Linked DNA regions of Homo sapiens: region 2 is linked to region 1. Evidence: read pairs that join two places in POLR2A ChIA-PET (ENCODE). Cell type or tissue: B cell. All regions are shown on one strand. Links, peaks and the distances in the headings refer to the core of each region. The heading gives the core; the rest is flanking DNA. Region 1 overlaps CLSTN1 (calsyntenin 1). Region 2 overlaps PIK3CD (phosphatidylinositol-4,5-bisphosphate 3-kinase catalytic subunit delta).

Evidence for each region. ChIA-PET counts read pairs that join two places held together with the same protein. Peaks named below come from ENCODE experiments on the same cell type or tissue, not always from the same donor. Only the 100,000 strongest peaks of a DNase experiment are listed, where the experiment ranks them.
Region 2: POLR2A ChIA-PET joins it to region 1 with 5 read pairs; 3 of 35 experiments call an interaction of 5 or more read pairs at or near these places.

Annotation. Positions count from the first base shown.
Region 1 is chr1:9,767,602-9,770,509 of GRCh38, reverse strand. The region is part of intron 2 of CLSTN1 (calsyntenin 1); the gene reads left to right. Among named protein-coding and RNA genes, the nearest start is that of CLSTN1, 55 kb to the left of the region's middle. RefSeq lists a silencer at 2,293-2,493. In B cell, for the core only: no CTCF peak of the experiment used is centred there; no DNase peak of the experiment used is centred there.
Region 2 is chr1:9,679,539-9,682,446 of GRCh38, reverse strand. The region is part of intron 1 of PIK3CD (phosphatidylinositol-4,5-bisphosphate 3-kinase catalytic subunit delta); the gene reads right to left. The region is part of intron 1 of PIK3CD-AS2 (PIK3CD antisense RNA 2); the gene reads left to right. Among named protein-coding and RNA genes, the nearest start is that of PIK3CD-AS2, 6.6 kb to the left of the region's middle. In B cell, for the core only: no CTCF peak of the experiment used is centred there; a DNase peak (open chromatin) is centred at 1,426; H3K27ac peaks cover 2,500 bases.

The DNA.
Region 1 (2,908 bases), core at 189-2,688:
CTCCAGCCCAGGCGGGACAGCTGCCTGCTACGATGACGTAGCTACATCTTTAACTGCACGAAGTTCACAAGGAAGTAGGAAATGAAATGTACGCCGAGTGTTAACTTTGAAAGAAAAAGTCTTATCAATGAAATATTTTTTTCTTACTGTATTTAATTTTATTGTGTATTTCTCAAACTTAAGATATTCTAGATGAAATAATACTTATACAAGTTTATTTTTTAGAGATTCTCAGGTTTTTTTTACTGATGTACAAAAATTATATGTTGTGATATGTATTTTAACTGTATAGAAAAGCAATTTAAATCCAATTATAGTGGTAACTTGGTTGTATTTGCCATAGTGGATAGATAAGTCAATATTTTCCTTTTGGATATTTTCATGGGGGAAGCACAGTTACTCATATAATATTTTTTCTTTCTTTTTTCTTTTTTGGAGATAATTCATATGCCACAAAAATCACCCTTTTTTTTTTTTTTTGAGACGGAGTCTCACTCTGTCGCCCAGGCTGGGGTGCAGTGGCGCGATCTCGGCTCACTGCAAGCTCTGCCTCCCGGGTTCACGCCATTCTCCTGCCTCAGCCTCCCGATTAGCTGGGACTACAGGAGTCCGCCACCGCGCCCGGCTAATTTTTTGTATTTTTAGTAGAGATGGGGTTTCACCGTGGTCTCAATCTCCTGACCTCGTGATCTGCCTGCCTCGGCTTCCCAAAATGCTGGGATTATAGGCGTGAGCCACCGCGCCCTGCCAAAAAATCACCCTTTTAAAGTGTACAGCTCATTGAGTTTTAGAATGTTCCAAAAACCATGCACCTGCCAACCACTGTCTAACTCCAGAACATTTTCATCACCCCAAAAAGGAACCCTTGCACCAAGTGGCACTCATCCCTCAGTCTCCTTCACTCCCAAGCCCTGGCTACCACTACAGATTTCTCTATTCTGGATAATCATGTAAATGCACTGTACGGCTTTTTGTGATGGGCGTCTCCCAGCATGGTGATTTCACAGTTTACCTGTGTTAGGTGCCTAGCAGCCCCTCATTCCTTTTTTTGTTGCTGGATATTATTTCATTCTATGAGTAGATCACATTTTGTTTCTCTGTTCATCCACTGATGGACATTTGAGTTGCTTCTACTTTTTGGCTATTATGGGTCATGCTGCTGTGAACATTCCTGTACAGGTCTTTGTGTGGACATAGGTTTTCAGTCCTTTAGTATACACACAGGAGTGCAACTGATCCCCTTGACTGAAGCGTGGGGTCCTCTGCTGGAGGAGTGGGCAGCTGCATGGGGGGGAGGGAGCACCTGACCTGCAGCCGTATCCCTCCTTACCTCCCTCCCTCCTTCCTTCCCTCCCTTCCTCCCTCCCTCTCTCCCTCTCATTTCCTTCCTCTCTCTCTCCTTCCCTCCTTCGCTTCCTCCCTCTGTCCTTTCCTTCCTCTCTCCCTCCCTCTCCCTCCCTCCCTTTTCCCCTTTCTCCCTCTCTCCCTCATTCCCTCCTTCTGTTCCCCCCTCCCTCACTCCTTCCATCCCTTCTTCCCTCCTTCCCCCTTTTCCTCCCTCCCTCCCTCCCTCTTTCCCTTTCTCCTTTACTTTCTCCCTGTGTTGCTTCCTCCCTCCCTCCCTCTTCTGTTGCTTTGGTGCCACCCAACACAGAACCCCACCCCCGTGGTGCCACCCAACACAGAACCCCGCCCCCATAGTGCCACCTAACACAGAACCCCGCCCCCATGGTGTCACCCAACACAGAACCCCGCCCCCATGATGCCACCCAACACAACCCCACCCCCATGGTGCCACCCAGCACAGAACCCCACCCCCATGGTGCCACCTAACAGAACCCCGCCCCCATGATACCACCCAACACAGAACCCTGCCCCCATGGTGTCACCCAACACAGAACCCCGCCCCCATGGTGCCACCCAGCACAGAACCCCGCCCCCATGGTGCCACCCAGCACAGAACCCCGCCCCCATGGTGCCACCCAACACAGATCGCCAACCCCATGGTGCCACCCAGCACAGAACCCCACCCCCATTGTGCCGCTCAACACAGAACCCCGCCCCCCTGGTGCCGCCCAGCACAGAACCCCGCCCCCCGGTGCCGCCCAACACAGAATCCCGCCCCCATGGTGCCGCCCAACACAGAATCCCGCCCCCATGGTGCCGCCCAACATAGAACTCCGCCCCCATGGTGCCGCCCAGCACAGAACCCCGCCCCCATGATCTTGCCCAACATAGAACCCCATCCCTATGGTGCTACCGAACACAGAACCCCGCCCCCATGGTGCCGTCCAGGACAACCCCGCCCCCATGGTGCCACCCAGCACAGAACAGGACCCTATGAGACTGAGCAAGGGAGGTCAGGAACAGAGACCCTAGAGCCGAGGGACCAGTGAGTGAATCGTAGCTCTGCTACTTATTGGCTGTGTGGCCTTAGGCAAATTACTTACCCTTTCTGTGCCTCCATTTCATCATTTGTAAAAGGATAAGATGTCACAGACCTCATTAATGTCACAGACCTCATTGGTTTGGGGGAATGTTAGCTTCTTTATTCATACGTGTGAAGAGCTTTAAACAGTGGGTGGTACAGTAATTACCACCTACAGTATTTGCCGCTGCTGTTATTACTACTAATAGAATCTTTTAAAAATATTTTTTCACTTAACATTTTGTGAGAAATATTTTTTCATCTTTCTACAAAAGTCGTTATAGTGTTGCATTTTCTTACAGACTTTCTTAAGTATTTTTTGGATAAGACAGAGGCTAGACCTGGAGCCTTATTTTCATCTTAGATTGATTTGGGTGATGACATTGAGTTTAATTTCGCACCATGTTGAGGAGGAGGGTGGTGATGGTGGTGGCATCTAACGTTTATTGAGTGCCTGCAGTGTGGCAGAGGTTGCTCTGA
Region 2 (2,908 bases), core at 290-2,789, 88 kb after region 1:
GGCCAACATGGTTAAACTTCGTCTCTCCTAAAAATACCAAAAATTAGCCAAGTGTAGTGGCATGCCTGTAATCCCAGCTACTCAGGAGGCTGAGACAGGAGAACCCTGGAGGCGGAGGTTGTAGTGAGCTGAGATGGCGCCACTGCACTCCAGCCTGGGCAACAAGAGTGAAACTCTGTCTCAAATAATACTAATAATAAAATAAAAAATAAAAACGCAGCCTTGGCTAGGTGTGGTGGCTCATGTCTGTAATCCTAGCACTTTGGTAGGCCAAGGCAGGCAGATCGCTTGAGCTCAGGAGTTGGAGACCAGCCTGGCCAACGTGGCAAAACCCTATTTCTACAAAAAATACAAAAATTAGCCAGGCGTGGTGGTAGTCCCAGCTACTCAGGAGGCTGAGGCAACAAGATCACTTGAACTCAGGAGGTTGAAGCTGCAGTTGGGAAAAGCTGAGATTTCATCACAGAGAACTCATAGCTGGTCCAAAGCTAAGTCCTGGGCAGACTGAAATCCCTTCCAGAACAAGCTGGCTCATTCTCCAAAGCTAAGTCCCGGGGAGACTGCAGTCCCTTCCAGAACAAGCTGGATCACTCTCCATATGAAACTACATTCAGTTACTTCCGTCCTGAGATTCTCACCGTTGTGTAGCCCCCACCCACATTCACAGTCAATGTGACCTAAAGAATATGGCACAGTGATGGGATAGCACCTTTAACATTAGATTATAAAAGAATCCGGGCCAGGTTTGGTAGCTCACACCTGTAATCCCAGCACTTTTGGAGCCCGAGGCGGGGAGGCGAGCAGATTGCCTGAGGTCAGGAGTTCAAGCCAGCCTGGCTAACATGGTGAAACCATCTCTACTAAAAATACAGAAACTAGTGGCGCACGCCTGTAGTCCCAGCTACTCGGGAGGCTGAGGCAGGAGAATCGCTTTAACCCGGGAAGGGGAGGTTGCAGTGAGCCGAGATTGCGCCACTGCACTCCAGCCTGGGTGACAGAGTGAGACTCCGTCTCAAACAAACAAACAAAAAAAGCAGCAGCAGCAGCCAGGCATGGTGATGCATACCTGTAGTCCCAGCTGCTTGAGAGGGTGAGGCTGGAGGGTTGCTTGAGCCCAGGAGCTGGAGGCTGCAGTGAGCTCTGATTGTGCCACTGCACCTCAGCCTGGGCAGCAGAGACCCTATCTCTAAAATTAATTAATTAATTAATGAAAAAATTAGGTTATGAAACATCACTGGGGCTTCAGTCTTGGGCTTATACACCCCCTCCCCTCCCCTCCCCTCTTCTCTCTCTCTCTCTGTCTCTCTCCAGTGCTCTCATCTCTTGCTCTGGGGTAAGCCAGTGGCCATGCTATAAGGACACTCAAGCCACCCTATGAAGAAGCCCACATGAAGAGGAACTGAGATATCTGGCCAACAGCCAGCCAGTCACTGAGCCTGCCAACCACGCTGTGGCAGGTACCTCCAGCCCCAGACACCTGCAGCCTCCACTGAAAGCTCAATGGCAGCCTCATGAGACCCTGGACCGGAACCACCCAACGAAGCGGCTCCTGTATTCCTGATTGACAGAAACTACGGGATCATAAATGCTTGCTGTTCAGTCTGCCAAGTGTTGGCGTGATTTGTTAAACAGCAACCAGTAACTAATACGCCACCCATGGCTGCCGCGTTCCTGCTGTGGGGCCAGCACTATTCCATGCTTAGAGGCTCCATCAATACCTGTGATGGACTAAATGGTCAGTACAAACAACAGCTCCTCTGTAATGGTATGAGGCAGACAGGTTTCTAAAGGCAATATGCTAAGGTGCAAACTCAACCCCAAAAGACCACATAGTGTATCATCCCATTTATATGAAATGTCCAGAACAGGCAAATCCATAGAGACAGAAAGCAGATTAGTGGTTGCCAGAGGCTGAGAGATGGAAGAAAAGTAGAGAGTAACTGCTAATGGTGTGAAATCTCTTTTTGGAGTGATGAAAATGTTTTAATTTTTTTTTTTTAATAGAGACAGGGTCTCACTATATTGCCCAGGCTGGTCTTGAACTTCTAGGCTCAAGTGAGTTCAGCCTCAGCCTCCCAAAGTGCTTGGATTACAGACATGAGCCACCATGCACAGCTTAAAATTTATGATGCTGATGGTTGCATAACTGTGAATATACTAAAAACCACTGAGGCGGGGTTTGGTGACTGACACCTGTAATCCTAGCACTTTGGGAGGCCGAGGTGGGAGGATCACTTGACACCAAGAGTTTGAAACCAGCCTAGGCAACATAGCAAGACTCCATCTCTACAAAAAATTTAAAAATAAAAATAAAAACCATTAGGCCAGGCATGATGGCTCATGCCTGTAATCCTAGCACTTTGGGATGCCAATGCGGGTGGATCACCTGAGGTTAAGAGTTCGAGACCAGGCTGGCCAACATGGTGAAACCCCATCTCTACTAAAAATACATAAAGTAGCCCGGTGTGGTGGTGGGCGCCTGTAATCCCAGCTACTCGGGAGGCTGAAACAGAAGGATCACTTGAACCCGGGAGGCAGAGGTTGCAATGAGCCGAGATCACGCCACTGCACTTCAGCCTGTGTGACAGGAGTGAAACTCCATCTCAAAAATAAAAACGAAAACAATAACAACAACAGCAACAAAAAACCATTGCATTGTGCACATTAAATGAATTGTATGGTATGTGAATTCTAGCTCAATAAAGCTTCTTATGCTAAAACATGACGAGGAAGAAGAGGAGGAGGAGAAGAGGCAAAGTCACTGGTGCCCAAGGAATGGCACCAGGAGTGGTCTCCAGGAAGGCTGGCCACCTGTAGGGCTGGGAGAGCTCTGTGATGCTGACATCAGGGGCCTTCTTCATGCCTGAGAAACAGGACATGGGCTAAGGGCGGCTAACCAAGGCCTGGG